Linked DNA regions of Homo sapiens: region 1 is linked to region 2. A link is an interaction called in ENCODE POLR2A ChIA-PET data of the cell type or tissue named here. Cell type or tissue: PC-9. All regions are shown on one strand.

The links. ChIA-PET counts read pairs that join two places held together with the same protein. Peaks named below come from ENCODE experiments on the same cell type or tissue, not always from the same donor. Only the 100,000 strongest peaks of a DNase experiment are listed, where the experiment ranks them.
Region 1: POLR2A ChIA-PET joins it to region 2 with 7 read pairs; 2 of 35 experiments call an interaction of 5 or more read pairs at or near these places.

What each region holds. Positions count from the first base shown.
Region 1 is chr20:59,062,737-59,065,236 of GRCh38, reverse strand. It overlaps LOC124904943 (a long non-coding RNA gene), which reads right to left and starts at 1,787. Exons shown (of 2, transcript XR_007067680.1): 1 at 1,598-1,787; 2 at 1,031-1,450. RefSeq lists an enhancer at 589-1,788. In PC-9, no CTCF peak of the experiment used is centred here; a DNase peak (open chromatin) is centred at 1,306; H3K4me3 peaks cover 651 bases; H3K27ac peaks cover 472 bases.
Region 2 is chr20:58,895,563-58,898,062 of GRCh38, reverse strand. It overlaps GNAS (GNAS complex locus), which reads right to left. Exons shown (of 13, transcript NM_000516.7): 2 at 2,379-2,451. Among named protein-coding and RNA genes, the nearest start is that of GNAS, 5.4 kb to the right of the region's middle. RefSeq lists enhancers at 1,492-2,085, 2,086-2,500. In PC-9, no CTCF peak of the experiment used is centred here; no DNase peak of the experiment used is centred here.

The DNA of each region.
Region 1 (2,500 bases), 170 kb before region 2:
CAGCTACTAGGGAGGCTGAGGCAAGAGAATCGCTTGAACCTGGGAGGCAGAGGTTACAGTGAGCCGAGATCGTGCCACTGCACTCCAGCCTGGGCAACAGAGCAAGACTCTGTCTCCAAAAAAATAAATAAATAAATAAGATCTCTAGCCTGCTGTACTATTTAGTCATTTAAAAATATATATCACGGCTAATTTTATAAAAAGACAAATTTTAAAACTAAACTTTCAAAAACTACAGTATTTAATTATTGGCTTTGCTTAGTTTTTATAGATAGAAAAATTTTTACTCAGTTGGTAATTCCTGTTTTTATACTTATTACCACAAGCTTATGAATTACTAAAAGAAAGCCAAAATCCCAATTCCCATAGGTGAATGTTTTTATGTTGCAGAATTGATTTTGTATTTAGAAGTACAGAGGTGCATTGCTTCTTAGCCTTTGGCTAAGATCAACTGTAAAAGTACAGATGTGGTCTGACTAGTTATTTGGTATTTATTCCATGTCAGCTATAGTATTGTTTAAATATTATTTTTGTGAGTATATGCTTGCATAGAATCATTCACTGAATAACTTAACCACCTCATCAAATAGAATTTACAAAGGCTTTCATGGGGTAGGGAAGAGATTTTGGAGTAGTTAAATATCTTTCTATTTTCCATCAAGAAAAGAAAACCAATTAAATTAATTAAAGCAGGTACCACTTAAGCCAGGTCGAATCTGGCATGCCAGACATATATAAACAAACAGCCTGGGCTGGTCAAGTCTAGGCATGTTATGTAATCATAAAGCCTATTCAGCTCCGTTTTTCTTTGGGGTTAATTCTGACAGCTTCAGCAGTGAATGGTCTGTCGACTGTACCCTCAGCATAAGGACCCATCAGAAACAGCAAAAGCTGTCACAAAGCAGAAGCTGGTAATCCTACTTGCAGAGGTGACTGCGATAGGGAAGGAAGCCAGGCATCTTTGCTATTCACTATCCCCTAGCAATTTTCTTTAGTTAGTGTACAGAACATGGTAAGTTCACTCCAACTGTTTTGATGAGTTTCTGCCTACTTCAAGCACTTCTGAGTTTATTTTGATTTGTAACTTTTGCTTTTCTTGAAGTCGAGCATAAATTACTTTTTCTTTTACAAAGCAATATAACCTTCCATCACCAGTTTAGTTTTTTCCCCATAGAATCATTTTGATTCATAGAAGAGCTTCACTATTTTTAAACACTGGCTCCGGGCTGACGTCATTATTCCTGACCTGCGTATGTCTCCTGCAGCACCAGAGCCCTTTTCATTAGCACCTTCCTCCAAACTCTCCGCCTAAATCTCAGTGACTCATTCTGCCATCACGTAGCATCCATTCAACGCCCACACGGACGTGGGCCTGGCAGTGTCCGGCGTAAAGCTTTGTGCCTGTCTCCGGTCTCTGGAGAGGTTAGATCTGCTGAAGCAATTTAAGAGGCTGTGTAGAGAAAGATAAAGCAGTCAAGCAACACTTCAGATAAATCAAAAACAGAAAAGAAATCACAGTGAAATTATATAAGGCTTCGGTGTTTGTGGTTTGGGAATTAGGAGGGGCTGTGAGAGAAATATATACATATGTACTCACGTATTGGAGGAAAGTGCAGCAAAGGATGAGGCAGAGAGACAAGGGCATGCACAGCCCTCCTGGTGCCAAATGACTTCTGCGACATTCCCCTTGTTTCTAATCCCAAGTCCGGAAGATAACATTTGACAGCCCTGTTTCCACTCAGATTTATCGGTGTCGATTTGTTTATCTTGCCGGAAGGAAAACTGAGGTTGTGCATATGATTTTGGCAGTGTCGGATTTGTCGTTATGCATATTATATGTAATCATTTGAAAGTGATTTTCCTCCATTTGGGCCGTTTAGTATAAAAAGGGGGAAAAAAGTCTGTTCACTTTGTTTTCCTCGGATAATCTATCAACTTCTGAACTCCCTCTAAAAATGGGCCTTACATTCTCTGCTGTTTTAATGTATTCTAACATTTTATCTTCACATTAGGAAGACTGATATTTTTTGCAAAATAATACTGTCTATTGATTTTATGTCCACCCTCACAACATACACCAAAGCTATTTTCTCCCACTTAAAATCACCCATTTTTAATGTCCTATAACTTGAATTGGGTGGAGGTTAAGCAGGTGTATATATACGTAAAAATTCATCGAGTGTACATTTAGGCAGGTGTATACATATGGAAAACTTCATTGAATGTACATTTAGGCAGGTGTGCACATATGGAAAAATTAGCTGAGTGTACATTTAGGCAGGTGTGTATATGGGAAAATTCATTGAGTGTACATTTAGGTGCACTTTACCATTTGTAAGTTATACTTCAACCAAAAAAATTTAATAAATTCATCTATTTTTCTCTCTGCACAGCAGCCATTTTCTTTCTGGTAGTTGTTATTTTATTGCTAACACAATATTTTCACATCATAAAAGGAATTTTTTAAATTCACCCAGAATCTCACTGCTGTAATAAAATG
Region 2 (2,500 bases):
ACCTCTGTATTTCTGAAGGTCAAATCAGTATTATCTTACTCTTAAAAATGTAATCAGCATGGCAGCCCGCAGAGAGTTAAGGCAAATTTAATAGCTCAGCCGAGCCCTAACAAAACGCAAGATCAGGGAGGAAGAACCCTGTACCACCCAGACCACCCTTTAGGGACAGATGTCACTGTCTCATAGGGAATTCCTAGTTAAGAAGGAAATAGCTTTTGTTGCAATACCGCAGTGAGGAAAAAGAAAAAAGGAGGCAGTTGGATGAGATAAAAATAAGGTATCTAGGCTCCCATGAGGAATACCCCTGTAAACCCTCTCACAGGCTAAATTTAACGTATCTGTGCCCTTGTCTGCAAAGAAGGCAAACTGGGAATGTTGCTTCCTCTTTCCAAAAAGAAAACAGAAAAGAGAAGTTCTGGTTTAAAACCCTTGCCTGGTGTTACAGGCTGGCTCGCTTAGGGAGGAGAATCCTTTCTATAAAAATTTTTAAATTTTAGGGCAATCTGTAATGAAGCTGTCAGTAATTTATTTCAAAGGTGACTTAGCTTCCATCCGACTCAAGCTAAGGTAAACAGTGGCTGCTGCATCTTTGAAAAATGCTAGCCATGTCCAGTTTTCATCAAAATATTTATCTAGAGGATACATGGTCAAATTATTTTTGCTTAACTACTCTCATGAATAAGTAAGTACTCCTGCAAGTTGCAGGGGGAAAATTTATGCAAGATTTTTCTTCAAATGACAGATTCATGGTTGGAAGTCTGTCTCAGGGTTATTTATTTATTGTCAGGATGGCAGTCTCCGCTGGCAGGGCTTTATCGAGGGGTGTGTCAAGAATTAATTTCGGAATTGGTTGGTGACAAGTGATGCTGACTTACTCAATAGCACGTATGTGCATGTTGATAACCCATTGAGAGTCATAATCAGATGAGTGAAGAAGCCCCCTGTGCATCCCAACCAATCCTTCTGAATTCAGGGTTAAAGTAGAAAAAGCATCCTCAACTAACAGGACTATTCGTATGGGTGATGTCATCCTTCTCTAAACAATTATTTGATCTAACAAATTCTAGAATTCTCTATAAGGAGCTGCCTGCCTTGCTCTGAAAGGTGAAAAAGTTCACCTTTGTTTCCTGGATGCTTAGTGACTAGTAAAGGTTTTTTTGTTTGTTTTGTTTGTTTTTTTGGGGGGTGGTTGGTATAATTAAACGCTACCACCTTGACTCCAACTCCCCTTTTGAAATGGAAGCTGAAGCAACTCAAGGTTAAATTTTCAATCGAATCCAAGTTTAAGAAAGGGAACAGGACTGTGCCAACCAGCTAGTAATTACAAACTAGTGCCTTCAGGTGCTTGAAATCTAGTGCGGTTAATGCTCTCATACCAGTGAAAACAGACTGGTCAACTTAGTTTTTTTGTTTTGTTTTTTCTTTTTCTTTTTTTTTTTTTACACGTTTTGTTACACGAGAACGATGGGTAGGCCCCATCTGGGGTCTTGGGGAGAAAAGCAAGTTCCCCGATTTATTGAATGTTCCCTGTTTGCATTCCCCATGCCAGGCAGGGCTTCCTAACTCGTCTCACAGGTCTAATACAAAGTCTCTCCTGTTTAATCTTCATTCCCACTACGGATTGCCACATTGTGCTATACCAGGATACCTGGGAGGACTTCTCAAAGGCAAAAATGCCCCTCAGTGAGGCTGGGAGTGCCTAACTCCCAGTCTTTCCATCCTTTAAATAAATGTTCCCTCTTCTTTTCTGTAGGCAGGGGTACTGATTTGTTTTTTGTTTTAAAGGGAAACAATGATTTACCCATAATGGTAATTTAAAGGGGGACAAAAAAAATGAGAAACTGTAAACACGGGCTGCCACTTCCACATCTGTTTCTGGTGAGAATATTATGGAAACAATGTTTCCCTAATAGTTTAAAACATCCTGTGTTGGTTCATTACATTGAAATCTGCGTGAGGTGGGGTGGGGTGAATTTGCAGTGATCAGCGTGGGCCGGACGAGGGGGCGGCCAAAGCCACGTTGAAGACACTGCAGTGATGTCCGAAGACTGTGGCAGGGACCTGGCCCGGAGAGGGGCTGTCACGGGGCCAAGTGCTGTCAAGCGTCCCCTGCAACCAGGCACGATTTTCTTGGGATAGGGAGATGTTTGTCACAAACACTGGTGCTTTCATCAGTAGTATTTGTTGCACCAAAGATCCAAGGGGGTGGGGGGTGAGGGACCCTAAAGAGCCCTTCCCAGGATTTTCTAATATGTAAATCAGGAAAAATTAAGTGAAAACTGGCTGCCCAGCCCCCAAAGCCCACCTATACTTCCTAAAGGTTAGTATAAAGTCTGTTCCTCTTACTTGGTGCCCCCCTGCACAGATTTGACACTTACTCTCCATTAAACCCATTAACATGCAGGATCCTCATCTGCTTCACAATGGTGCTTTTACCAGATTCTCCAGCACCTAGAAAATGAAAGTAAGTCTCAGGTTATGAAGGAGGCATTTTAACACT